7 separate regions of the Mus musculus genome follow, and regions 1, 2, 3, 4, 6 and 7 are each linked to region 5. The links are chromatin loops, found by intact Hi-C in ENCODE. Cell type or tissue: left cerebral cortex. All regions are shown on one strand. Region 1 overlaps Commd1 (COMM domain containing 1). Region 2 overlaps Ehbp1 (EH domain binding protein 1). Region 3 overlaps Gm39609 (a long non-coding RNA gene). Region 4 overlaps Gm12052 (predicted gene 12052). Region 5 holds the start of Ehbp1 (EH domain binding protein 1). Region 6 has its middle 68 kb from the start of Ehbp1. Region 7 holds the start of Tmem17 (transmembrane protein 17).

The links. Peaks named below come from ENCODE experiments on the same cell type or tissue, not always from the same donor. Only the 100,000 strongest peaks of a DNase experiment are listed, where the experiment ranks them.
Region 1: it touches region 5 in a loop (3-fold over the local background); 10 of 42 quality-filtered maps call a loop at or near these places.
Region 2: a loop joins it to region 5, with 2.5 times the contacts of the local background. A loop is called at or near these places in 6 of 42 quality-filtered maps.
Region 3: a loop joins it to region 5, with 2.1 times the contacts of the local background. A loop is called at or near these places in 4 of 42 quality-filtered maps.
Region 4: it touches region 5 in a loop (4-fold over the local background); 9 of 42 quality-filtered maps call a loop at or near these places.
Region 6: it touches region 5 in a loop (2.2-fold over the local background); 2 of 42 quality-filtered maps call a loop at or near these places.
Region 7: it touches region 5 in a loop (5-fold over the local background); 10 of 42 quality-filtered maps call a loop at or near these places.

Annotation. Positions count from the first base shown.
Region 1 is chr11:22,967,352-22,971,351 of GRCm38, reverse strand. All of the region lies in intron 1 of Commd1 (COMM domain containing 1), which reads left to right. Among named protein-coding and RNA genes, the nearest start is that of Zrsr1, 2.7 kb to the left of the region's middle. In left cerebral cortex, a CTCF peak has its summit at 1,677; a DNase peak (open chromatin) is centred at 1,683.
Region 2 is chr11:22,224,243-22,228,242 of GRCm38, reverse strand. The region is part of intron 5 of Ehbp1 (EH domain binding protein 1); the gene reads left to right. Among named protein-coding and RNA genes, the nearest start is that of Ehbp1, 61 kb to the left of the region's middle. In left cerebral cortex, a CTCF peak has its summit at 2,427 (motif pointing left); a DNase peak (open chromatin) is centred at 2,415.
Region 3 is chr11:22,435,870-22,439,869 of GRCm38, reverse strand. The region is part of intron 2 of Gm39609 (a long non-coding RNA gene); the gene reads left to right. Among named protein-coding and RNA genes, the nearest start is that of Gm39609, 5.5 kb to the left of the region's middle. In left cerebral cortex, a CTCF peak has its summit at 2,120 (motif pointing right); a DNase peak (open chromatin) is centred at 2,173.
Region 4 is chr11:22,616,204-22,620,203 of GRCm38, reverse strand. Gm12052 (predicted gene 12052) reads right to left here. Exons shown (of 5, transcript NR_166746.1): 3 at 3,715-3,803; 4 at 2,374-2,847; 5 at 1,712-1,883. Among named protein-coding and RNA genes, the nearest start is that of Gm12052, 6.5 kb to the right of the region's middle. In left cerebral cortex, a CTCF peak has its summit at 2,429 (motif pointing right); a DNase peak (open chromatin) is centred at 2,461; H3K4me3 peaks cover 577 bases; H3K27ac peaks cover 504 bases.
Region 5 is chr11:22,284,363-22,288,362 of GRCm38, reverse strand. Ehbp1 (EH domain binding protein 1) reads left to right here and starts at 1,568. Exons shown (of 25, transcript NM_153078.4): 1 at 1,568-1,681; 2 at 2,489-2,875. The coding sequence starts at 2,772. In left cerebral cortex, a CTCF peak has its summit at 1,596; DNase peaks (open chromatin) are centred at 1,219, 1,865, 2,446, 2,798 and 1 more place; H3K4me3 peaks cover 3,389 bases; H3K27ac peaks cover 2,149 bases.
Region 6 is chr11:22,352,661-22,356,660 of GRCm38, reverse strand. No RefSeq gene overlaps it. Among named protein-coding and RNA genes, the nearest start is that of Ehbp1, 68 kb to the right of the region's middle. In left cerebral cortex, no CTCF peak of the experiment used is centred here; DNase peaks (open chromatin) are centred at 1,537, 2,292 and 2,455; H3K27ac peaks cover 1,933 bases.
Region 7 is chr11:22,510,837-22,514,836 of GRCm38, reverse strand. Tmem17 (transmembrane protein 17) reads right to left here and starts at 2,554. Exons shown (of 4, transcript NM_153596.3): 1 at 2,254-2,554. The coding sequence starts at 2,353. In left cerebral cortex, a CTCF peak has its summit at 2,387; DNase peaks (open chromatin) are centred at 1,458 and 2,102; H3K4me3 peaks cover 1,582 bases; H3K27ac peaks cover 1,701 bases.

The DNA.
Region 1 (4,000 bases), 680 kb before region 5:
AGCTGTGGCTGTCCTGGAACTTGCTCTGTAGACTAGACTGGCCTTGCATCATGCTATGTTTAGGTATGATCCCCATAGGCTCTTATGCTTGCACAAGCCTATAGGGGCCAGGGAGTAGAATGTGATGGTTTGTATAGGGAGTGGCACTGTTAGAAGCTGTGGCCTTGCTGGAGTAAGTGTGTCATTGGCTTTAAGACCCACATCCTAGATGCCTGGAAGCTAGTCTTCTAGCAGCTTTCAGATGAAGATGTCAGACTCTCAGCTCTTCCTGCACCATGCCTGTGTGCTACCGTGTTCCTGCCTTGATGGTAATGGACTGAACCTCTGAATCTGTAAGCCAGCCCTAGTTAAATGTTGTCCTTTATAAGACTTGCCTTGGTCATGGTGTCTATTCACAGCAGTAAAACCCTAACTAAGAAGAAAGCTCTGCCTGCCTCTGTGTCACAAGAAAGAAGGTAGATACCTGTGTATAGCAAAAGTTATATTTTATGCTGAGGGTCATCATACAAGGTTCACACTTTAAATTTCTAAATATGGTCCTAAGTCTTTATCCCCAAGGTGCTCACCTGTGTGATGTATCTTAGCTGGAGGTCAGGTCCAGTCTTACAGAAGTCTCTGATTTGAGGGTCAGGATCCTGGGGAGACTGTCCAGCCACAGGGTTCATCTAGGAGGTATCACTCCAGATATGCAGAGCAGTCCGCATCATGGGGTTTATACCTGTATCAGGTTCTCTTGAGTGTGTGAAGTTGCTGGGTTCTGGGTATCAGACACAGTGTTGGCTGTAGTGGAGGTCCTGACTAAGCTATTTTTACATGTGTAAAGACTTTTAAAAAAATACTATACTGATTACACTGCTTCCTGAGTGCCGGGATTAAAGGGCTACAATGCTGTCACTCAGCTAGAAAATCTTTATTAGGCTGCTGGTACTACACTGTGTGTTTGGGACTGCAGTGCAACACTGAGCCTTTCTCAGGGTGACCTTTTAAGCACCAAAACCATATCCTAGGTTGACATATTTCAGTTAACAAGAACATCTAGCCAGAAGCAGAACTAGTCAGAAGCAAGGTCAGTTCATTTAGAATCTTTCCCATAGCTTATGGGCTTTAACTGATTAAATCTTTGTTTTAATTTTTGGCAGGTGGTGCTGTCTGTGTGCTGAGTTTTATGGCCTGAATGGCACTTCCATCATGGAGTCAGTTGTGTTAAGGTCTGGGTCCCTCTTATAGAGAAAGATTTTACTCTTACAATATGGTTTGGATAATGTAATTAAACATTAGTAAAAATAGATTTAAAGAGTACCCCCCCACACACAAGAAAATTAAACAAATCCAGGCAGTGGTGGTGAACACCTTTAATCCCAGCACTCAGGAGGCAGAGGTAGGCAGATCTCTGAGTTTGAGGCCAGTATGGTCTGTAAAAGTGTCCGAACAGCCAGGCTATACAGAGAAACTGTGTCTCTAAAAACAAACAAACAAACAAACAAAAAAAAACCTGTGAGTTAATTACTTGGGATACAGTCTCAGTCTTTAATATAGATTGGCCTGGGACTCCACGGGTAGCCCAGGTAGGATGTGAACTTGCAGCAACTATCTTGCACGAGTCTCTTGGCATGACACAGTCCTGAGGTAAAATATGGGCGTACGTTTAGGTTTTAGCTGTAATTTTATTTTTCTACTGTAGGCGGCAGTAGAATATTGGTTTGCTAATAGCTGCAGGACTGCATAAAGATGTCTAAATGTTTCCTTATTCTGGAATGTTCGAGGCAGAAAATACTTTTGCTGGCTATTCAACAGTAATAATTTTGTGTATAAAAACATCTAAACATTTGGCTTGGCATTTTGAAATTAAAATTATTTTTAATAAAAAATTTGTTTCAATGGGTCTGGCGAGATGTCTTAGTGGTTAGGAGCTCTTTTTGCAGGCTGGCAGTGGCGGCACAAGCTTTACAAATGCATGGATGACAAGTACATGTCACATACAGATGGATAAATTAATATAGTAGAATTTTTAATTATAAAATTAAAAAGAGTGGGAGCCAGACGGTGGTGGTGCACGCCTTTAATCCCAGCACTTGAGAGGCAGAGGCAGGCGGATCTCTGAGTTCAAAGCCAGCCTGGTCTACAAAAACAGAAAAACAGAAAGGAAAAGAAAAGTGCTTGTTGCTCTTCTAGAAGAGCCAGGGTTGATTCCCAGCACACAAATGGTGACTCACAACCCAGTGTTACTGCAGTTTTAGGGGATCAGAGGTCTTTCTGGTCTCCAATTGAGGCAAAACATTCATACACATGAAATAAACAAATTTAAAAATTAGAAAAAGAAATTGTTTCAACTAATTCTTTCATTAAAAAAACAAAACAAAACAAATTCCACAGAATTTTGCATAGCCAGGCACAGTGCTTGTACACGGCTGCAGTCCTAGAACTGGGGAGGAAGGAGGAGGAGGATTGGAAGATGAAAGTCATCCTAGACTGCAGCCTGGGCTTGCTTATTTATACGACTGCCTGCCTATCTATCTATCTACCTACCTATCTATTGATCTATCTATCTATGTTTTTTTGAGACAGGGTTTCTATGTAAAATCCCCCCCCCCCCACACACACACCCACACCCCTCTTTCTCTCAGGTTTTTGTTTCTCTGTGCAGCCCTGGCTGACCTGGAACTCATAGTGATCCTCCTGCCTCTGCCTCCCAAGTGTTGTACTCAAAGGTGTGTGCCACCATGGCCTAGCTTTAAAAAGTCATTTTTATTACTATGTGTGTATGAGTACTTTGCCTGCATGTATGTCTGTGTACCGTATTCATGCCTGGTACCCACAGAGAGCTTCAGTTCCCTTGGATCTAGATGGTTGTGAGGCATCATGTGGGTGCTGGGATCTGAACCTGGTTCTTTGTAAGAGCAGCCACGTTCTTACACGCTGAACCATCTTCTCTAGCCCTACACTATTTCTTAACAGAGAACCTGCCATTACCATTTACGACTTTAAATTTACCTTTCTTTATCCAGAGCATATTTTGCATTTTAGAAAACAAATTATTATTAGTTTATATGAAATATAGCCATGTATTCAAGTCAACATCATTGTATACCTCTGGACTTTGTGAACATCAGTGAGACAGACTATTTCCTTGCCCCTTGTACCTGTATATTCAAGGAGTGGCTACATATGGGAGCATCCTGACAGTGAATATGAATACGCACATAAAGATGAAAGCAAAAATATAAATTAGCCTTTTTACAACTTTCTTTGCCTCCTGTAGAAGAATTTTAATCCAGCAACATGGCTGCTCTGGGAAGGGATAACATCCAAAGACCTAGTTCTGTGTGCTCTGGCTAGAATGCAGATGCACTCCACACCTTCAATCCCAAACAATGCACATAAGATTAGTGTGCAGAGGAAGCAGCACTAGTGTTTGAAAGTGATGTCTAATTGAGAGGCAAAGTGGTGAATCAGAGAAAGATTTGACGGAATGAGTCAGAGATAGGATATTCCCAACTCCTGTGAGAACGCACGGGAAATAGAAGCTATTTAAGAGCAGTGCAGGGAGAGGAGTCCGTCAGGGGTCAGTGCAGTGAGTGCAGCACAGTGGACTTGAGTTTGTTCCTGAGTTCATGCAGTCAGTGTAGGTCAGCAGAGGCAGCAGAAGCCAGACAATAGGAAGGAGCTAGAAGATTAGAATAAATTGCCAGAGTTAGTTTGATGACAGAGCAATTCAGTTAGAAGCCGAGAGAAGTCAGATTGAGTCAGTCAACTTGGAGAGGAGTTTTAGCCAGAACGGCAGAGTTGAACTAGCCAGCCAGAGTTCAGAAAGAACTAAAAAGGATAAGATTATTCAACAGTAAGCCTCTGAGACAATTATATCAGGTGAATAAAAGTTATTTTTATAACCTCCATTTCTCATTTTTTAAAAATATACTTTGTGTGTGTGTGTGTGTGTGTGTGTGTGTGTGTGTGTGTTAGTACTGGTTGTTCTGAAGCTCAATATGTAGACCAGGCTGGC
Region 2 (4,000 bases), 60 kb after region 5:
ACACATACACACACACACATAGTGGCTGAAATGTTTTTAAACTCATTATTTGGTGAGAATACACTGCCTTTGTGTGTGTGTGTGTGTGTGTGTGTGTGTGTGTATGTGTGTCCATGGTAGTTTGTGTGGGTGCATATGTGTATTCAGGGTCATGTGTGCATGTATGTGAGGCTAGAGGTTGATGCTGGGTGTCTTTAGCTGCTCTCTACAGTATGTTTTGAGGCAGGGTCTCTCGTTTGCACTTTGAGTTCACAGACTGAGCTTTCTAAGAACCTCTCTCTGCCTCTGCTTCCCAAGTGCTGGGGTTAGAGGTGGCCATTCAGTTGGGTGCTGGGGTTAGAGGTGGCCATTCAGTTGGGTGCTGGGGTTAGAGGTGGCCATTCAGTTGGGTGTTGGGGTTAGAGGTGGGCATTCAGTTGGGTGCTGGGGTTAGAGGTGGGCATTCAGTTGGGTGCTGGGGATCAGAACTACAGTCCATGTTTGAGTAGCAGGTGCTTCAGCTGTTGAACTGTCTTGCCAGCCCAAGAATTAGGACAACTGTCATAAATTATGAACCACCTAATGCCAAGGAATGTCGTGTAAATCTAAACCTGGAACAAAATGCTGTATGCACTCACTGGGAAGATAGATTAGAAGTTAGGCAGATCATCTGTTTCAGTTTTAAGATGGGTTTAAACAGTCAAAAATAGATTTGAGAATCTTCTTCTTTATCTATGCAGATGTTTTAACTCTATCAAAGTGTGTTAACTCTTTCCTCTAGAAAGTTCAGGTTCACTTTATACAACACCAACAGGGACACTTGTTGGTTAAGTGAGTCTAATGTAGGCAACCTTTTTTTCTACTTATCCTCTCTGTCCACTATATCATTGTTTCATTATGACAAAATAACTTCGCAGTGCATAATTACTGATTATAGCTAAACCTGGTGCTCATTGCAAGTCCTGATGAATGCAAGAAAAGACCCCTCAGCAGTCTCCTGGAACTGTGCTGAAGGAAAGGACGGTATGAGAACACCATGCTGTCACAGGGGTAGGTCTGCCGGGCAGTGGGAACACCATGCTGTCACAAGGGCAGCCCTGCTGGGCAGTGGGAACACCATGTTGTCACAGGGGCAACTCTGCCGGGCAGTGGGAACACCATGCTGTCACAGGGCAGCTGTGCTGGGCAATGGCTGCTTCGTTTACATCGATATTTATTTTCCATTGTCTCTTTAAAACAACTTTTTGTTTGAGATTTTTATTTTCCAAAACAAAGCTTATCTGTGTATTCCTAGTTGTAGATCATGCTGGCCTGGAAGTCAGTGATGGGATTAGAAGCATGTACTACTTGCCTGGATAAAACCACTGTGTTTTAACTTTGCCTGTGCCAGTGTAACTGATACAGGTCAGTCTGGTCTACTCTGTTGTTTTCATAAGTGAGTTCTTGAACCTCTCTAAGGTTCATAATAAGTGGGCTTGAACTTCTAAGGCCTTTTAATGCTTTGGTCTGTTAGTGTAATTATATAACTAGGTTTTCATACATTGGCGAAATAGTCACTTTGAAAGATGATATATGCTTTAGGAACAAGTTATAAAAGTAAATTAAAAATCACAGTCAAATCTGGAGTCAAATCCTACATTCACCTCTAAAACATAGAAAAATTAGATTGAGAACATTTTGGATTCACAATGCATTTCTGTTGTCTTTGTTTCATTTAAAGTAAATTAAAATTTACTATGTTATATTGTGGGTGTTGGTAATATTTAGGAAACAAAAAGTTAACAACACTAAGCTAAGAAACTGTGTAAAGCCCTAATGAAGTTCATTAATAAGCACTAAACACAATTTTGTCGTCAGTGTTCTTCTATTATTGCCCACTTCCCTCTTCCAGTCAGATCACAGAAGAGGGATTCTGTTGTAAACATGTAATAACCAAGCCCATCTCATGGGCCATCTGATTAACCAACGAGACAATTACTAGCCTGATCTTAGACCTTTTCTTTTAAACCCAAAATCAATAAGTTTGCTCTACCTAACATCTAACCAGGCATTTCTAACTTTGAAATTAACACACGGAGCAGTATTCATCCATGTGCTCAGCAGTAAGTATTCATGGACCATGTAGTGTGTTGCACTGTCCAGGCACTGGAACTAAAGCTGTCTATGAAGCAGGTAGAAGAGCTCTTCCTCATTCTTCTAAGGTGGAAAGAAAGAATAAAACTTAGTGAAACATAAGTCGTCAAAAGAAACAGACGTTAAACATAAACATATAGTGTGTTATGTTAGTGAGTCTCATCCTTTAAAGGCCTCCAAAAAGAATTTAGTATTCTTATCAATTAAAATATTTTAATAAGAAAGTTGGTAATATATTTTATAAGATGGGAAAATTTTGCAATTTGGGGACGTTGCATAAATCTTTTCCTGAGTTGTAGCTCCCCCTAGTGGTAAGTGATAGATTTGACTGGCCTGGAAATAATGTAATTTCTGTAGGTAGGTTATCATGAAGCATCTTTGTCTATGCATAAGCTTACACTTTAAATTGCATCAACATTTTATATAAAATATTTAGCTAAAGTGCTAAATTCTATTGTAAAATATGGATTTTGGTTGCAAGTCAGTTAATACATTTTCCTGATACTGAAGGGCAGGTATCAGAAAAAGAAACTAAAAATCCTTTTGACTTTGAAAGTGTTTCAAGATGTAATGAGTTCTTAGAATTGTTTTTATTTTTTTTTGAAACAGTCTGTCAATATTTTAGTCTTTTCTTGAACTCATGGTATTCTTCCTGTCTGGTCTTCCTGCATGCTGAAATTCCAGGTATAGTCTACCATTCCTGGCTATAATATTAAACTTATACTAGATACTAAATATCCCATTAAAACGAAGTCTCAAGTATACCACCCTTACAAGTCTGCTGGGGACATCCACCCTAGCAGGTGCTATGTGGAGTGCTTTATACTGTATCTCATTTTCTCAGTGCAGTAGATTATGGGTTAGACATGTAGCCCTACTTTAAAAATATTGACACCTAAAGAAGGTGAAGGATCTACTAAGAGTTATGTGGTTAACACGTTAGGATTTCATTCAGTCTCATTTTTCTCCAGGGTCTTTTTCTTAATGCCTGACTCAGTAGTTGCCTCCCTGAATGGTAGAGGTGATAGGTCACTTGGGGTGGGAGTGTGTGGATATTTCATTTGGTAATATGTTTGCTGTATAGACCTGAGGATCTAGGACCTGAGTTTGGATCCCTAGAATCATGAAAATTGGGGCAGCATGTGCCCAGTGCCTGTGGTGCTCGGTGCCTGCAGTGCCCAGTGCCTAGTAGGTAGACACAAGCTGACTACTGGAGCTCTCTGGACAGTCTGCTGGACCAGACTGCGAGCACTGGATTTCAGTGAGAGACCTTGTCTCTATAAATAAGGTGCAGAACAATTGAGGAAAACGCTTGCTTTTGACCTCTGGCCCCCACATGCATGCATATGAATACATATCATAAACACCTATCATCTGCATACAAACACACTAAAAATCAGAGATTGAAGAATCAGAGGACTTTTTAATTGGCCATCTTTAGCGGTAAATCTGTGAGGAAGTATATATTAGATTTTAAAAGGTAGGCTTTTAATATTTATATTAGATTCAGAAGCTATTTGGAGTAATTACTTGGTTGTTATTAGACAGTGTGAAATGGAGTTTTGGGATTTATTACTCATAGAAATTCATTTTCCTTGAGGTAATCTTTTTTATGTAATGCATTTTATATGTAATGAATTTCATACAAAATTCCCAATTTTGTATGTCTGAGTTTGCTTCTTGGAACTGAAAAGCTACTTGTATACAAACAAAACTTTTCAGGCAAGTCTACCACAAGCTGTGTGGCAGTAGATATATGATGTAAATTGTTTTTGTTGTTGTCATTTGAGACAAGATCTCTCTACATGGCCCTGGCTGTCCTAGAACTCAGTATATAGATCAGGCTTACCTTCGGCTTACAGAGCTCCACCAGCCTCTGCCTCCTGAA
Region 3 (4,000 bases), 150 kb before region 5:
TGATTAAGGGGGAAAGGCCCCTTGTGGGTGGGACCATCTCTGGGCTGGTAGCCTTGGTTCTATAAGAGAGCAGGCTGAGCAAGCCAGGGGAAGCAAGCCAGTAAAGAACATCCCTCCATGGCCTCTGCATCATCTCCTGCTTTCTGACCTGCTTGAGTTCCAGTCCTGACTTCCTTTGGTGATGAACAGCAGTATGGAAGTGTAAGCCGAATAAACCCTATCCTCCCCAACTTGCTTCTTGGTCATGATGTTTGTGCAGGAATAGAAACCCTGACTAAGACAAGGGATTTTTGTCTCCTGGAGAAGGGGAAGTAGATTTAGATAAGAGAAATGTATACATTTTGTTCTGTAGATATTTATGCTATTTGATTTTGGTAGCAAAAATATGTAGTAATTTTACAATTAAGGATGTGAAGAATATAAAATAGTAACATAAAAATATTAAGACTGTCTCATAAGTAAGAGGCTTTGTAAGTTTTATTTTTTCTGTTAACAAAAATGCAGATAATGTGTCTGTTTTCCTTTTTCCCTTGGCCACCAGGAAATTCACAGCCAACTTTAACACATGAACGCTGGCGGTGTCAGGGCCCTGTAGGCCTACACTTCCCTGTCTTGGGGCGAGGAGGAGACCTAGGCTCTCGTGATTTGCACAGACAAGGCAGGCAGAAGTTTTTACTCTCGAAGCTCTATCAAAACAAACGAGCTCTGATTCAGGATCTCAGTTTACTTCTAGTCCAGAGCCACATGGGCAGACCTGAGTGACAAGTCTTATCTTCACTGCGAAGATGCAGGGGCGCTGTTAAGGCGAGGAGTGACTAGATCTGAATCATGTTTGGAGAAACCCCACACATATGGTGGAGGAGAGAAGAGGCTGGCCCAGAGGAAGGTAGTGGTGCTTATTAAATACCCACAGACTGACTGGATAACCTTGGCTTAAGTGACTACAGTAACCTCAGAGTGTTTGTTGAGTGGGGACTACAGCCTCTCAGTCAAGCACAGTTGGATGGCTTGGTCTGAACATGAGCCAGCTGGCCAGTGTGATCCCAAACAGAAAAAAAAAAAAATCAAAATCAAAACAAAACAATAAAACTACTCCACAGTCACAGCAAGCCATTGCATAAGGAGGACAGTGTGAGCAATGTCTTGTGGTAGAAAAGCAGTGAAGGCAGTCACTTACAGGCACAGCAGGTAATTTCTGTATCTAGACAGGGCCTCTTTGCTGAGAGTGTGGGAGGGACACTCACCTCATCTCTGTGAAGGAAGTGAAGCACCAAGAAAGGTTACTGGCTTAGGGTCAGACCTAGATCTGTGATTTCTGTCACTTATTAACTGGATAGCCTTGAGCAGCCCCAAGAGCCAGTGCCTTCATTCGTAAAGAAGGTTAAAGACCCATTTCCAGGCACAGGAGGGTAAAATAAGGGAAAGCTATGAATTCTAAGGGATTAGAGTAACTTTTTAATTTTTATGATTCCACTTTGTATGCCCCACACATCCCAGGCAGAAAGAAAAATATTTAAAAGATGACATTGTTATGTTCCCATGAGTAGCCTGGGATATCTGTTTTGGGGCTTTTTATACCTTTAAATAGCAGAATCCCTAGCTAGTCTGTGTTGTCCCTTTAAATCTAAGGATGGGGGGTCACAGATCTTCCAATTTAGCTGCTAAGCCTTTAAATAATGGGCTTGCCCACCTCCACCCTTGCACTGTTCCCTGGGCTTCTGGGATGTCTCTCAGGTAATTCCAGTACTCTTGGCGGCTGCCCCAGTTCACAGCTGCCACAGGGATCAGCTACTCAAAAAAACTGTTGCTGAATTAATATTGGCAGTGTGTGTGGGTTATATTTGCAGAGCATTGGCAGGCACCAGGGACCTACTGGTTAAAGTCCATTCTAACCTTTCCTCTGTCATGCTTGAAAAATATGGGAGGTTTTCTGCTGCTGTTGGTAGCTGAAGACCGCCCCATTCTCCGCTTCCCCTAGATTACGTGTGGTGGAATACTTCTCACGCAAGAAGGAGAAAAATGTCCTGGTTGAAGTGAAAATCCTTTCCTCAGAGGACCAGTTGCTGTCAACTGGCAGTTTTGGGTCGTTTCTTTGCTGTTCCCTCTGGTCTGTCCAGCAGGTGGTGGAGTTCCAGCAGCCTTGTCCCCAGTCAGACTGTCCTGTAATGCTCAGCACGTGATAGGCGACTGCTGTCTGACTCACTCCTGCTGCCTCTGGCTCTGGGGCTGTGTAAACACCACAAGGAACGGCAAGAACAGAGTACTCCAAGCTTTTCCTGTAGTTTCCCTCATCAAACAAAGAACAAATTCGTGTTGACTGAATATAGAACTGCCTGTGTCAGCTGGGATTTAAACTCTTAATCACTTTATTCTTAGCAAAGACCCAGAAAGAAACCCTAAATTGTTTCTTTGTTCATTATCCACCTATGAAAACACATTTGTTAACAGTACTGAATGTATCATGATAGACAGCTGAATCCAAATTATTCTTGAGAAACAGATTAATCCAGTGTGCTGCTGAGTGCCTGTGACCCCAGCCTTGGGGTTTGGGTAGAGATAGGTGGATTTCTGAAGCTCATTGGCCAGCCTGGCTGGGCAAATGGGAGAGCTACAGGTTCAATGAGAGATCCTAGCTCCAGAAGCAATGGAAGATTGATCAAGGAAAGGTAGCTGATATTGAAAGTCATGCATGTGAGCATGTGCAATAAAGAAAAATGAAAAAAAAAACCAACTTTAAAAAGTCAGCAGCTAAAGAGGAAACAACAACAACAGAGAAAAGAGAGAGAGAGAGAGAGAGAGAGAGGAGAGAGAGAGAGAAAAGAAAGTGGGAACATCCGTTATAGGCAAAACTTCAAGCCCCCAAATGTTCACACTCACACATTTCAAATTAGACATTTCAAAAACAGTGATTAAAAAAAAAAAAAGGTTTTAGAAAAATGTAAAAACGAAGCACTTCTAGGTTTGCTTCTCAGTTTCTTCAGAAAGTCTATATAACATTGCTTTTGTTTGGCCCCTGCTGTCTTCAGACTCATTTGGTTAGAGACTTAATTTGGTGGCTGAAACAGGGATCAATGCTAGAGGAAAATTTGGGTCAGAGTCTTTCTTAGAGTATTACCAATGGCAGATAGCTCCTCTCATGCCTTAGAGAGCCACCTCCAAAGGTATATGGTGTCCCTGTGATGGTTAAATACTAATTGGATGCAATGGAGAATCACCTGGGAAGGGGGTCTTAATGAGGGACTATCTATCCATCAGATTGGGGGATTGATGTGTGAAGGCCCAGCCTAAATGGTGTGTGGGTGACACTCTTTCCTGTCTCTAGGCTTTGGGTTGTACAAACAAGGAGAAGATAAGCAGAGAGTATATATATGCATCCATTTCTCTCTGCTCTTGGTTGTGGATATGACATAATCAACTATTTTAAGTTCTCACTGCCGTGACTTCCCTGTAGCAATCACCATATAACATGGAACTGTGAACTAAGATGAACCCTTCCTCACTCAGTGGCCTTTTCAGGGTATTTTATCACAGCGACTAGTGTTGTGATCTTGAATGTCTCGGGGCTTCAGAAGGACCACACCAGGCCACACAGTTCCATGTGAGGTTTATTGGTAGAGAGAGGAGCAAGGTGGTGGCAGAGAAGGGGGAAAGAGAGAAAGAGAGATTGGGGGGGGGGCTTTCTTTATGTATAGGTGATAATGTAACACAGGTAAAGGTGGGAAGTGAGCCAAGTGGATTCTGGGAATATGGTGGCTGTTGCCTTGGCAACAGGTCTGCATGTCTCGCTTATGTGATGTCACAGGTTTTGGAGGTCCTGATACAAACAACTAGAAAGGAAACTAGTAGTTCAGGTATGGAATAAGACATTTATGAGAACCTCTTATATGAGCAAATCAGGAACACATCATCTTATGGGGTTCCTTAAGAGAATTCTGCATGTCACAGGGTCACATACACATGATTTCTCTGTTAAGACCCTAGTTACTTGGAGTCATAAAGG
Region 4 (4,000 bases), 330 kb before region 5:
CTGTCTCTGTGGATTTGCCTATTCTGTAACACCATTTTCATACAGAGCTGGCTGGCCTTGAAATCACAATGCCCCTGCCTCTGCTTCCTGATACCGGGTGTGTGCCACCAAGCCTGGCTAGGTTTGCATCTTAACAGGTTATGATAAGTGGAATCAAGTGACACTCAGTCCTCTGTGTACAGCGTCTTTCAGCCAGTGTGGTCTATGCATTCTGTATGAGATCTGTTCCTTTTGGTTTGTGGATAATAATCTACTCACATACATTGCATTTCCATGCACTGTTGACCATGGGTTCTGGGCTGTAGCTATTATGTACAAAGCATGTATATTCGTGTAGGTGGTTTTACATACATGTATTTAGTTATCTCAGTTGAATCCTTGTTGTGGACTGGATCTAATGCTATTTGTGTTAATTCAGTTTCCCAAATCACATGGGAACCTGTACGTCTGTCTGTAAGACTCTGAGGGTCCTTGCCCACAGTTGGCTGTAATTGGTAAATAAAGTTGCCAGTGGCCAGTGGCTGGACAGGGAGACAGAGGGGGGAACCTTAGATTTTCCCGGCAAGGGAACCATGGGGAAGCAGGAAAGTCATGCCTAAGAGCTGCAGGAGACGAAGTGTACAGCCATGTAAGCATCTGGGTAGTGACCCAGCTCCTGGCTGCTTAGGGCATATTAAAAATGAGGCTGTGTGTGTGTGTGTGTGTGTGTGTCTTTCATTCGTGAATCTAAAACATTTGGGCAGTGTCTTAGTCAGGGTTTCTATTCCTGCACAAACATCATGACCAAGAAGCAAATTGGGGAGGAAAGGGTTTATTCAGCTTACACTTCCATACTGCTGTTCATCACCAAGGAAGTCAGGACTGGAACTCAAGCAGGTCAGAAAGCAGGAGATGATGCAGAGGCCATGGAGGGATGTTACTTACTGGCTTGCTTCCCCTGGCTTGCTCAGCCTGCTCTCTTATAGAACCAAGACTACCAGCCCAGAGATGGTCCCACCCACAAGGGGCCTTTCCCCCTTGATCACTAATTGAGAAAATGCCTTACAGTTGGATCTCATGGAGGCATTTCCTCAACTGAAGCTCCTTTCTCGGTGATAACTCCAGGTGTGTCAAGTTGACACAAAACTAGCCAGTACAGGCAGGTATCGAGGAGTGCGCTGTGCGAGCACCCGCAGTGGAGTTTAGATCGAATGAACCTTCTAATGGCTTCAATCCCTGGCAGCTACTCCTGGGAACACAGTGCCGAGTGATCCGGTTATGTATGCTCAGTTTTAAAAGAAATTGCCAAGCTACTTTCCAGGTTGGGTATGCCATAGAGTCCCTCCAACAGTGTGTGCGGACTGGGCTTCTCCAAGTCATCAAAAAAGCAAAATAAACAAACAACAACAAACAAACAAGAAACTGCTTGCCCCTGTCACTTTGACTGTAGCTGCCCAGCAGGTGTGAAATCTGTTCTTCGTTGCTGTTGTTTGTTTGTTTGTTGCATGTCTACGGGCTAGTCTTTTTGATGTGTTCCTTGTCTTCTCTGCTACCCTATCTAAGAATTTGCCAGCAATATTTTAAAGCTCAGGAGATGGCAGATAAAACTCCCTGGGGATGGAAATGGGGTTTGTCTTGTTCATTAGCCACTTAATTCTAAGAACTCACTACTGAGTGGGAAGCAACACATTACCTCAGTGCTGCTGCTTTTTTAAAAAAGCTACAAACTCAATACCTCAAAACAGCACACATTTATTCTTTTAAAGTTCTTGACACCAGAGTTTGGAATTTCATTGGGTCCAAATCAGTCAGGGGAGACTCTGGGCACTGTAGAGGGAATCTGTTCTCTCCTGACTCTCTCCTTCTCTCCTCAGGTCCTCCTGCAAGATGGCTTGCCTTCTGTTCTGTAGTGAAATAAATATTCCTTTACCTCACTTCCCCTTTGGTGATATACCTGATTACATGTAGAATCTACCTAAATAATCGAGGGTAACACACTCTAGGTTTCTTTTGCCATTTAAAGAAACTTCCTGGGATTAGGCCGTGAATATCTCTGGGGTATTTCAGCTGACTACCCCAGAGATAGGTCAGCAATCTGTCTGCATGAGGAGGCCTCTGAGGTTTAGGTTTGGAGTTGGTTGGTTCGGACAACGGTTCCTGTTGAGGGGTCTTCTGGAGGCTCAGGTAGGTCCTAGAGGCATGCTGATTTGGGCTCCATAGCCCTTACGGCTCCTCTCACTCTTTTTCCTAGAAACAAGAGGAGCGGACAGCACTTGGGCAGCCACCGGGTGGTGGAGGGGCCTCTGATGGTGCCCAACATCCTGGCCCTAGTCTTCTACCACCCACGCTTACTACACAGCAACCCCTTTCCCATCCCCATCTCCTTACCCTTACCCTTACACTTGCCGCCCCTTGGGAGTCGGCCACGCTGCAATCTCTCAGGTGGCCAGCAGGGGTCAGCATCCCCGCGCAGAGGGTCTCGAGGCTGCGATGGGTGGAGCAGGGCTCGGTGGTGTCCTCCTGCCACCTCTGGTACAGGTCCTGAGTACAGCCAATGTGTCTCCACTGCTTACCCGCTCTCTTCTCTTCGCTTTCCACCTACGAGAAGGCGGCTCCCTCGGGGTCAGCTTGGAGGAAGCTAGCCTCCACAGAAGAGCCGGGAAGGAGGACCAGAGGCACCGGAAGCCCAGAGGCCTTCCTGAGAGCAGGAAGCTGTTAGATTTAGAATGAATTTTCTCCCAAGTGTCTCAGATTGTTGGCCAAAGTTACTCTGATTCTAACGTCCCGTGGTTCCTCGTCCAGCTGGTGGGTTTGGGTGGAGCCTGGTGGAATGCTTGGGCCAGTGCCTCGGGTCTGCAGTAAGAGAGCCTGGCAAAGCCAGGCATTAAAACCTCAGCCCAATTACGTTCTTTTCCACTTGTGTCCTTCCTAATTAAAGGAGGCCCTCTTGATGCCAGCATGGAATGCTGCAGACAAGGAGAAACTAAATTCTGGTCTCGAACTCAACAGCCTGTCTTTAAAGCAGATTCATTATTCACGATGAATAAAAAGTAGCTATAAACACTTGTGTATGGTGGTATGGATATACATTTCCGTAGTTGGGAATGTCATGTGTTTTTCTTGCTTGTAGAATTTCTGATTGAAAATCTTTAAGATAGTTGGAAAACAACACAGGTATCGTGGACTGAGTGGTTGTTTTGTATCAGGCAGAATATGTGTCTGAAAGGGGCGGGAGGGTCTTCCGGTCCACCCTGACTTTGGGAAGCTGCAGCATACTAGCTCTGTAGGGCATTCGGTGCTGCAGCAAAGACAGCCCTGAGAGAGACCCTTGGTGGATGGCCCTTTACTGTATGCCTGAAATCTGCATCAGCTTGGTCTAGGAGGCTTGTCTCTTTGGAATTTCTTTGTGGTGACATGGTCAAATCAAAGACATGCAGAGCCAGGCCCCGTCTTAGCTGTCCTGGGTTGCATCTAACTGAGTCCCCCATTTCCCTGACCATGTTTCCTGACTACCTCAGTCTATGGAATGTTGACTTTGTTCTTCAGCTCATTTTCTTCACCTTTACAAGAGATGTTTGTAACAGAGTAAAGCGGGGCTAACTAACACTTTCTAGTACCTCAAACAATTGCCACACTGCCAGATATACTTGTTTCACAGGATCATCTGCAATGCTAAATTTCCTTTTTATGTCATCCGTGGAAGCTCCTAACCAAAGGGGGATGGAGAATACTCACGAGTCTGAGTGATGTTGCATGTCATTGTGTGGTCTCACTATAAGCACTTCTGAGGGCTAAGCTTTCTCAGGTCCTGATGAAATAGCTCTCTAAGACAAACAAAGCAACAAAACAACTCATAGAGCCAAAATACTAACAATCAGCAACAACAGGCTCGATATTGTTAAGGTAAGTTACTGAATGCTGACATTCACAACAGAACATAGACAAGTATCTGTAATTAACCAGGTCAAAAAAAAAAAAAAAAAAAAAAAACCTGTTTACTTTCGCCTCAGGAAAGACTTTA
Region 5 (4,000 bases):
AATAAGATTAGGAATTAGTCCGAAAACAATTTGCATTTTGCCTTTTTCATGCTTGCTTCCATCTTCTTTCCAAACTCTTTGCTCATTCCTTGTGGAGGAATTGCTGAGTTTTGCTTTTTTGACTCTCGGCTCCCCTCTCTCCCCTTCCCCTTCCTTTCCCTGCCCTCTTCTGACTCCCCCTTTCTCTCATACCCCCTTTCTTAGGTACATCCCTAGCTTCCTTAATTTGACTTTACTGTTTAGTCCCGAAAAGTTGTAATTTTATTCTTCATTCTTTCTCTACACCTTAGATGTCTGTGAAACATCTAAGGCTGAAAGCAAATTTTTGTTTTTTGGATAGGATGGATATTTTCTGCCCCTTGAGAAGTCTATAGCTTTCACAGCCTCAAAAGGGATCTTGTGCTATATACTTGTGATGTCAAGGGTGTACACCTAACATCTCAGCGATCTCAGTAACCTGGATGTTGAAGCAGGAAAACCATGCTAACCTCTGGAAATACAGTTTCAGGCCATGTCAGCTGCCTCTTAATAGACGTAAACAACATTGCTCTCAAACTATTAAGTTATTTCGTCCTCTCCCTTGCCTTTAACCACCCTTTCCACATAGTCAACCACTCCCTAATCCACCCACAGCTCATACCAGAGGATAATGAGACCGCAAAGGAACACGAGAATGCAAGATTCAAAGAAATGCTGAGAATGAGGACAAGAAGAGACTGTACTGTAAACATTTATGTCCAGTTTAGCCCTCCTTGAACCTGGGGCAGGCTCCTGGCAAGGTCAGGGAAAAACTCGGAAAGAACTGAGTGAAATAAAGGCTGTGTGTGCAAAACCGCTGGCTGCTAGTGGCGCAGGAGAGGAGCAGCCAGTTCGTGGGTGGGGATGGGAGAGAATAGGAGAGAAACCACAGCACCTCAGTGTCTCTGGCAGCCGCTGGAATCAGACTCTGCTCAGTTCATACACCAGGAGCCAGAAACCCTGCCCAGCAGCCACGGCGCCTTTGACGGACAGCCACCTTCTGCAATGGCTTTCCAGTTCACTATAAACATTCTTAGTCCTCCCGCCTCCCGCTGCCCTCAACCATTCCAGGGAATGGGCGGGATCGTCCTTCGTGATTTACACTTTTTTTTTTTTAAAGAAGAAGAGGGTAGACCGGGCGGGTTCCACCTAAGGGAAAAAAAAAAACTGGGGGGGTGGATCCCCTATGACCGGCATGAAGATCTACCAATGGAGTGCCTCGCTCGTCCTAAGGCCCGCCCGCCGAGGAGGCGGGGCTCCCGCAGACTCGGCCAATGGCGGCGAGGCGGACGGAGGTTGAGCCGCCGTGGGTAGGGTTAGTGTGAGAGGTGCGGCGGGGGAGGTAATGATGGTGGTGGCGGCCGAGGGAGGCGGGGGAGGGGGATCTGGGCGCTGAACCGCGGCTCTGGCAGGGCTCGCTCGGGCGGGCGGGCCGGAGGGGGACGGTCGCTGGGCGCTCTGCCGGGGAGGGGGCGCTGCTCCGGGAGGGGGCGGGCGTCGTCCGCCCGGGAAGCTGCAGACCCCGGCTCCCGCAAACGAGCACCGCGCCGGGCTTCGCTGTTCCACGCGGCTCCAGCAGGGATGGAGGACTCGGTGGCGGTAGCTGCTTCTGAGGCGGCGGCGACCGAGGAGCGGCTCTAAGGAGGGGACAGCGGGATTAGAGGTGTGAGGAGGGCTTGGAGTGGACGAGCGGAGGGGCCGGGGTTCGGGGACCGAGGCTGGGGTCTAACAGCAAGGCTTGGGTGACAGGGACCGCAGCTGGCAACGCCTGTCTCTGCGGAGAGACAGGGGTCTGCACTCGGTGCGTGAGGAGGCGAGGCTCAGGCCGGCTGCCCCTGATGGGGGAGGGAGGCACCGCACCTCGCACTGTCCATTGGCCTGGCTGGTCATCGCTTCAAGCCCAGGCAGGAGTTTCCATTCCCCTCCTCCTGGCAGCCAAGGTGAAGGGGAAGCAAAGTGGCCTGGAGCTGGGACCTTGCCCTCTCTCTGCCGTGAGATTTCCCTCCACTGCTAGTTCTCCATCCATTTCCCTCTCCTACAGAACCAGCATTTCTCCCTGCACCCTGGTTGTGCTAAGTACATATTCAGTAGCTCGAGGCTATTCATTATCAGCTGAAAAATAAAGTTTATTTAAAAAATAACTCCTAACTGGTGGTAGATATATCAAACAGCATCCTGACTTTCCCGCCCTGTTCTTCCTTCTGCTATGCTAGGTAGGGAAGGCAGGGCCCGACTGGCATCTCTCAATTGTTGGTTCTGACAACCTGGTGTATTGCCGCCTGTCTTCGGTGTGATTTGTCATTTCTTCCTTAGTATCTTCCATCCTTGATGTTACTGGCTTTTGAGGCCGGGGTTTTGTTTCATTGTTTGAAAACCACGCAGATAGCAGAGGTTGTTTCGGTCTTATCTAACACTTCTCATGCGTCTGTCCTCATATTCTTTCTCTTTCTGTCTGTGTTTTGCTTTTCAGTTCTCCAGAACCCACGTCATATAGTCCCTGAAGTGGAATGATGATGTCTCCATGAGGGAACCTCCTCTCAGTCATCCTGTCCTGTACATCAGCTGTTCTTGACTGGGCCATTGATCTAAGATAGGATTTACCCTGTGAGACAGGGAGAAGACTTATGGACGCCAAGCATCATTTCAAGTTCTAGTTTTTGTTGAAAGTACTGACATACATGCAAGGCTCGTGTGCTTTATCAAAGCTGCTGTGTTGCTAATCCAGAACTGTTCCAGTCTCTTGGCCTATCACCATGGCTTCAGTTTGGAAGCGACTGCAGCGTGTGGGAAAACATGCATCCAAGTTCCAGTTTGTGGCCTCCTACCAGGAGCTGATGGTTGAATGTACAAAGAAATGGTAAGACGTGCTTAGGGGTAGATTAATGTCTTGTTGCCTAACCATCCTGTAGCTTGGACTGTGGGTCTTTTGGTAGCCAGTTTACCTTGCAGTGGTACACAAGTGTGTAGAAGCTGTGGACGGTGCAGATACTCTAACAAGTACTGTGTGTGCACTGTTGTTGCTGGTACTGTCTCTGTGGATTTTAATCACTCCATTTCAGATCGTCTCAGAGGACTACAACTGAGAACACACCTAAGTATAGTAGTTTTGGTCTTATGGTCATTTATCATTGGTGTTAGAATAACTTTATTTTTATAATTTTAAACAGAGAATGGTTATCTTAACATCACATATGTCTCAATATAGAAATTTATATCATATAGAATGGCGGTTTTATTTTGTTGTTTTTTTTTCATTTTACTTAGAGTATTTTTCAGTATTTGAATAATGGAATGCCAGTGCACACAACCTTAGAGATTCTCTTGTGAAGTGCTTAGTCAGGCAACTGTCTTTTCTTTTAATTGCCTAATGGGATACATTTCTTGGCAGGATTTAAGGAAGCAATTAGTGGCAATGGTCTGTCATTTGCCTCTTTCTTTCCATTTGAGGAAAGTAAATTTAGGGTTTTCTCTTACTACTATGAATGATAAGAAACGAGAATCCTTACATAGTGAGGGACAAAAGTTAATCTTAAGCAAATGGTCTTTTGAATTTTAGTTTATTATAGCGATTAAGCACTACCACAAAATAAATCCATTTCATCAAGGACTGTCATCTCATGTTTGGTACTAAGCTCACTTTCTAATGTCCTCTTGGCTAAAGAAGGCTTGCTCCACCTTAGCATTCTTAGTTTTTTGGGTTTTTTTTTTTTTTTTTTTTTTTTAGTTTGTAAGGAACATTATTTTAAAATAATTCAAGACATATATATATATATTCATATTCTACCTAGTTTATATACATAAACTGCTGATTGGGGACAGAAATGGCATCCTCCCTACCCTCAAGGAGCTCACAGGCCATGGTAAGGACCCTTAAGTAACTTCACTTGTGATAGGTTCAGTAATGTAAATATGTATGTTTCTACCCGGCTGGATATCCTGGGGATATTACTTCTCAATAATTCAGTCTCCATATGCATAGTAA
Region 6 (4,000 bases), 68 kb before region 5:
TCAGTGGTCAGAGCACTCTCTGTTGGCAAGCTCTCCTCTTGCATGGAAGGTACAGAGAGGTCTGGAGCTCAGCTATGAAGGGACCCTGTCCAAGAATCTATGTTGCTTCTGCAGCCCAAGTGCTCTCCTGTGCAGACTGGTCTCTGAGGGACCTGGGATACAAGATGGCAATCTCACCTACATCCCAGGGTCAGTGCCCTCCCTGGAGGCTGATTCTCCTCGGTCATAGAAAGTGCACAGAGGTCTGGGTCTCTGCTCCAATTCCTGCCTGAGTAAATATGAAGGTTTTGTGTCTTTTATTTGTGAACTAAATGATTTAAGGTAGTGTAGAAATCCCCAAATAATGTTTACTTCAACAAATCTCAGTCAAAGAGGAAGACTTATTTTGCAGTGGGTTGTGGCTACTCCAAATATTCATAACCATTAAAGTTGCTGAGAAAATGTGACCATTGCTGTGGCATAGTAACCTAATACTCAGCCATAAATGGATTAAAATGATCAGACATCTATATCACCCACTATCAGGTTCAGGGAACAATGTAGAATAGTAGGAAGCACTTAAGATCTGCAGGATGGAGTAGCTGTTTTCTTTGGACTGAAACATTCCTTCCCAGAGGAAGAGAGAAGACTTGGCAAAGCACAGGAAGTTCACAGAATTTATAAGTTCACAAGGCCCTGCCTGAAAGTTAGGCCAGCAGTTATATAGTTTTCCTGGGTTACCACTCATGCTGGAAAGAGCTTATTGGTAATACAACCATCTGATATTTTGATGATTCTATAAGTAGTAACCATTACTAAAACTCCTATTAACAATTCCAATGAACTAATTATTTCAGGGCTGGAGGGATGGCTCCATGATTAAGGACACCAGCTGTTCTTCCAGAGCACTCACATGGCAGTTCACAACCATTAATGACTCCAGTTCCAGGGTATGTGGATGCCCTCCTCTTGACCTCTGTGAGAACTAGATAAGCATATGGTGCAAATCATACATATAGGTAAAATATTTATACACATAAAACAAACAACAACTAGACCGGTAGAATTGTTTCTTTGGTTTGTTCTCAATGTTCTATCTGAAGTAAACTGATACTTTTTAAAGTCTCCCTTCAGAAAAAGTCATATAAAAGCCAAAATAGTGCTTTTCAACTGTGGCAAATGCCATTTCCCAAACTTGACTGCAATTAAATCTCTTGGACCATAAATTCTTTCACAAAATGACATTGTGCCACCTTTACAATAAAAGATAACGATTTTTCTACCATCTGATTCAGAAAAATACACGATTTCTTCAACAACGGAATACTGTGGAGGTGTCTTTGTTTTCTGCCCTGGGAGTTTCAATTCTTGCCTGGTAGAACTTAGCTGTCATGAAAGAAGTGCTGCTACCCAGAGATGACTGCTACTAGCATCCTAATCTGCACTGAAAAACAGTGGGTGGTTAGATGCCACATAGAGACTCCAGGAGCACGAATGCATAGGACTCAGGAGCAAAAGAGGCATCTGTATGTCCAGGCTGGGAAAACCTTCAGAGGCTTTGATGATCACAACTGCCAGGTCCTCACAAGAATGTCATAGCAGAATCTACTCAAGCCATAAGACCAATGAGAACAATAGGTGTGGTTTTAGCATCTTAGTTCTGGCATGGGTTGTGCATTCATTTGCATTCATTTTCTTTTAGATGATCACTTTGTGATTTAAGTTACTCTGGAGCTTACTTTGTAATCCAGGCCAACATCGAATTCACAGCAGTCCTTCCTCCTCAATTATAAAAGTGAGCCGCCATGCTGGCCTTAGGGTAGTGGATTAGGCAGCAGTTGATATAGAACACAGCCTGTGTTAACTAAAGCACCTCTAAGGAGACCTTTGCAAACTTAAGATGGAGAAGCTCAGCTTTATCATATTTTATATTCTATTTGCAGAAGAAATCATTTAGGAAAAAATAGCTTCAACCAATATAAAGATTTGATTGCCACTGCCATAGGTAAGTAAGCATTGGTTAAATAAACACGGACATCACAGCTTCTCCAACTAGACTGCTTCGGACCAAATTATAATTAGGACCTTCCAGGTGGATATGTTTCTGTGTCTTCTTTCTAATTCATCTATCAGAAGATCCACTTGCAGTTTCTTACTCCTTACCACCAGGAAATCGTTTTCCACGTGTAAGTTTACTTAGAAGGCCAGATGTACCCTCCTTCTATCCTACCTCTAGTTTAGAAATGTTGCTTATGACTCAGACTGCAGTTCTTGGAAGAGCAAAGCCCATTTTCCTTGGGGCCAGACTCTTATATAGACACAGAGCTATAAGAAAGTACATCTCAACCAGGACACCCATTTTAATTAAAAATGGCCTCCTTGAGGACAGTTGGGCATCATATAGGGCTAAACTTTTTGGAAAGCTTATGACATGCTCTTACTGATCAACACTTAGCAAAAGCTATATGTGGAAAGATTTCCTTAAAGACTTCCAGCACACTCAGCTAAAAGTGATGCTTTTAGTCTCACTGCACTGTGCGCTGCTTCTTTTATCATTCAGACCATCTGTGATGAAGTATATTTTGTTAACTCAGAAAACCTCAATTTCTGTAAGACTTTGAAATGAAGCATTAACGTATTTAAATGTTTTGTGCAACATTACGGTTTGGGAGGCTTCTCATTTCTGTTATTAAACAGAATGCCTGCCATCTAAGCATCTCACAAGAAGCTATTTTTACATTCATAATCTTTAAAGACACTTATGTAAAGAAGTACTTTGAACTCTTTTGGTATGATTTTAGCTCAGCCTAAAGCTTAACAATAATGTAATTTGTGAGGGTGGCTGATCCCAACCTGTCAGAGATGCTGCAGGAAGATACATAAATCAGCCAGCATCTTATCTGAGACTGGGTTAGAAATCCATGTGACAAGTAGTCACTCACATGTGATCTGGTTTCTTAACACCATAGTAGACCCCAGACACTAAGGATTTGGAACTGCAGGGCATCTTCAAAATAGCTTTCTAAACCTCCTTGTGTTGCAGATGGGTAAACTGAGGCCACACATTCTGACAGGAAGCATTCTTCCTTTCCTTTGCTAGTCTGAAATGTGCTTTCAGGAGCAAGAGCATCATCCAAGAGCTTGTGACAAGTGCAGGGTGCTGGGCAGCACAATAGTTCACCTGCATCAGAATCTGCATTTCACATGGTTTGTTTTCCAACACCAACAACTGTGGTAACACCTGAAACACCCTGTTCCAGACTAACCATTTGCAGTTATAGTGGAACCAGTTGGATGCAGATTCAGAATTTAGATGTTCTAATTCTTAACAAAAATCATATGACTTGACATCTCTAGCCTTTTGTTTCTAATTAAAGGGGTTATAATATCTCCTGTGAAATGTCAGTATGGCTTCACTGAAACAGCGTTACTAGTTCTGCTGCCTAAACTTCTAGCACATGACCATCACCATTACTAACTTCCCAGAGAGGGACCGTATCTTCCATGTACCCACAGGGAATCCAAGTAAAACTGGAGTGCAGCCTCTTGAGTGTTACTCCAGTGTGGCTCTCCCTGCATGCCATGGTTTCCTCCTCCTTTAAATGCTAGAGGAAACATTCTTATCTGAGGCCTTCTTAGTCCGTGGAGTGGGGTGCAGAAATAGGAGACTCCTTTTTAAGGATTGCCATTTAAATTTCTTAGAACAGTAAAGCCAATGAACTCATACTTGATAATCTGTTGTGTTGGGCCTCTGTGGTCAGCTACTATGCCCGTGTAGAAAGCATTCAAGTGTCTCAATCACATTTGTATGAGGATCTTTCAATCTCTGATAGATAATGGCAAAGCTTCTTCCCATATTTAAATAGAGAAGTGTAAACATAAGAACATGAGTATACAGTAGTTTTATTTGATCCCAGGCTGACCCTGCTATAGATATCAGTGAAACCACAGGCTTTACTTTTTTAAAAAGCCTTGGTTTTATACTTAATAAAGAAGAGAACCATGAGAATTACCTTTCTGA
Region 7 (4,000 bases), 230 kb before region 5:
AGAGGGCATCAGATCTCATTACGAGTGGTTGTGAGTCACCAGGTGTTTGCTGGGATTTGAACTCAGGATCTTTGGAAGAGCAGTCAGTGCTCTTACCTGCTGAGCCATCTCACCAACCCCCTCAACAAGAATTTGATTATAAAAATTGAACCCTAAAAATACATTATAAATTTAACTACATTCTTATTTTAAATTGGTTGTTCTAAATGTAAGAATTTAGAAATTACAAATTCCTTGAGACTGTTTTTTGTTTTTCTCTGCATAGTTTTTTTTTTTTTTTTAATTGACATTTAATACTTTTAAAACAATCATGGGGTTGGAGGCTGGGAAGATGGCTCAGCGGGTAAGAGCACTGACTGCTTTTCCAGAGGTCCTGGACTTAAATCTTGCACCCACATGGCAGCTCACAACTGTCTGTAACACAAGCATACATGCAGTCATACAAGCATAAACGCCAATGCACATAAAATAAAAATAAATAAATTAATGAAAAATTCATGGTCTCTAGAAGCAAATTAAGTTTTAAGAGCAAGGCTGACTATTGTGGTCTGCTTTTTCTTGCTTTGACTTCTTAAATTATCCCAAATATAGGAATGATTTTTTTTTTTCCAAGTCGGGGTTCTTTGTAAAGGCCTGGCTCTCCTGGAACTTGATCTGAAGACCAGGCTGGCCTCGGCCCCTGCGTGCTGGGAGTACAGGCATGCACTACTACCTCTGGGCTAGGAATTTTTAAAATTTGTTAGCGCTAAGGAAAATCCACTAGGATTTTTTTCATTATTATTATTTTACTTTGGGCAACAGTACAATTCTTGATCCATTGTGGGTGTGATCTTACAGTCAGATTCGCCAAGAAGAAAACAGGAAAGTAATTACACACTAGCTAAGCTGATACTTTTAGAACCTTTAGAGCAGAAACTGTAGTCTTTTTTTTTTTTTTTTGCAAAGAGACTGAAGCAGGAATATTTCAAGATCAAAGCCAGTCTGGACTACTTAGAAAATTTCAGGATAGCCCAGGTACTTCTTGATTGCATTGTAACCAAATAAATTTTGTTGTTGTTTGTTTTAAAGGCTATGGGGATATAGCTTGAGAAGAGTGGCTGTTTAGAATGTCAGGGTTTTGATTTTATGTAGGCTCATGTCCATACTTCAACACATCAAATTTATACAATTGAAAAATCAGACCAAATGAAGAGGAACCACAAGGCACAAGGTGTGAGTTCATTAAATTTTACAAAAGTTCCAGTTAAGTTCTGTAATGAGATAAAATTTAAGTATTATATAATTGGTCAGACAAATTTTTCTGACCAATTAATTGCCTGTCTTGGCAGAGACAGTGAACTTAAACAGCTTTTCTCACGTTTGAATGTCTGGGAAAACAATATTTTCTGACACGTAAGAACCATAAGAAATTACAGGGCTGATGTCTTTACCTAGTTCTATTGCTGTCCACACCATCACGACTATCTAGGCTGCTGAGGCTCTAAAGAACTTCAGAACAAATGTCACCCCCGCCCCCCCCACACACACTTTTTTTCCCAGAGACTTTGTATTATTCGATTTTAGTGCCCCGTACGGCTCACACTTTGAATCGGAAACACGAAATCCTAATTTTACAGGCTTTTCTCCATATAGCGTAAATTACACGAATGACCAAGGTGACAACATGCAATGATGGCAAGTGGTTTGCTTTTCAATGCCCTATTTAAGAAATAAAAATAAAAATAAGAAAGCCCAAACCAAGCCATCGAAAGGATTTCCAATTCCTTGATTTCAAAGGAGACAACCATGTATGCTGTCCTCCTGATTGAGGAGGCAGAAGCTGGAGTTAACTCGTTGGTATTTCGTTTTTAGATTTCGGGAGGAGAGTTTTTTATACAGGGAGAAAGAAGGAACAGGCAGAGGAAGGCCTTGTCGGTTTGGCAGCAGCCGGTCTTGCTCTGCTAGGAGGGGTTTGGACACAGCCCGGTTTTGTGTGAGCCGGCGGCTGTCACGCTGGGGACTCAGCGGGGACCCGCGTGGGGAAGAAGGCGTTCCTGATCCGCATCCTGATCCGCTCGGCGACCGCGCCACCGGGTGCAGTAGCTGCGGCGGCGGAAGCGCGTGGTCTCCCGGGTCCGCCGCAGGGCCGTGGTTTCTCCCGGGGCACAGAGCCCTGGCTGAAGCCGGAGCAGCCATCTTTCACCCGGGCACGGCCTGTGCGGCCTCCCGCCCGCGAGCCACACCCCCGCGTGGGCCTGCGCCCTCGCCACTCACCGGCCGCATCACTGGACTCTGGCCCGGTGCGGCTGGAGTCGCCGAACACGGTGAGGCTGAGGTTGCTCAGGCGCTGGCGAACAGGGTCCGGCAGCTCCATGCCTGGCCTGCCCGCTGGCCTCTCACACACCCGCTAGTCGGCGGGCACAGCGGCGCGTGGCGGTTCCCTTGGCAACCGGGCAGTGCGGGGCCCCTAGGGACCTGGTACCTGGGCTTCCCCGAACGCTACAGAATCCTCCAGAGGCTTCCCCTTGGAGAGGCGAGCCAGGGCCACGGGCCCGCAGCCTAACGTGGCCTAGTGCTGCTGAAAATGGCGGGTTCCTCCGTCTTGCTTTAAAGCCGCGTCGTCTTAAGATGATCACAAGTAATAAGCCATTCGGACCTGGGCTGAGCCACAAGGAGCTCTCACACCATAGCAATTCCTCTGCAAAATTGGTGCACCATTTCTTGAGGGAAATGGAAAACGAACATAGATATTTTAAAAAAATGCCCTTGACATTCTTTTTATTATTATTAGATATTTTCTTTATATACATTTCAAATGCTATCCCGAAAGTTCCCTATACCCTCCCTCTGCCCTCCTCCCCTACCCACCCACTCCCACTTCTTGGCCCTGACATTCCTCTGTACTGGGGCATATAAAGTTTGCAGTACCAAGGGGCCTCTCTTCCCAATGATGGCCAACTAGGCCATCTTCTGCTACATATGCAGCTAGAGACATGAGCTCTGGGGGTACTGGTTAGTTCATATTGTTGTTCCACCTATAGGGTTGCAGACCCCTTCAGCTCCTTGGGTGCTTTCTCTGGCTTCTCCATTGGGGGCCCTGTGTTCCATTTTATAGATGACTGTGAACATCCACTTCTGTATTTGCCAGGCACTGGCATAGACTCATATGAGACAGCTATGACAGGGTCCCTTCAGCAAAATCTTGCTGGCATATGCAATAATGTCTGGGTTTGGTGGCTGATTATGGGATGGATCTCTGGGTGGGGTATTCTCTGGAAAGTCCATCCTTTCGTCTTAGCTCCAAACTTTGTCTCTGTAACTCCTTTCATGGGTATTTTGTTCCCTATTAGAAGGAGGAATGAAGTATCCACCCATTGGTCTTCCCTCTTCTTGATTTTCTTGTGTTTTGCAAATTGTATCTTGGGTGTTCTATGTTTCTGGGCTGATATCCACTTATCAGTGAGTGCATATCTAATGACTTCTTTTGTGATTGGGTTACCTCACTAAGGATGTTCCTCAGAAAATTGCCCTTGACATTCTTAAGAGGGTGGATGAGCCAAGCATACCTGCTTCAGAAGACAGGGAAATAACTTAAAAGTATTGAAAGCAGTTGTTTCTGGAATATAGGTGATTTTAAAACTAAAAATATCAGCCTTTCCCTGCTTTCTCTTAAGACATATCATTTTAGCATTTAGAAGGCAGAGACAGGAGATCTCCAGTTTAAGGTTAGCCTGGGATACATTGCAAAATCCTCAAAAACCAAAACAAACCATTAGGTGTAATAGACATAAAGAAAAGCACAGTCGGATGTATTAGGTCCCAGGTCAGTCAACAGTATCATCATCTCCAGGAGCTACCCTTTCTCAGTTGCTTGTGAAGCAGTGGCCTGTTTTATACTTTATAGTAGACTGATTGCACATTCAAGTTTAAAAAGAAAATCTGACTTTGCTGTCAACATTTTTTATGAATTTTCTTTCATGTTGATAAGTTCCTGTGTAATTTCTACTTAGGAGCAGTTATG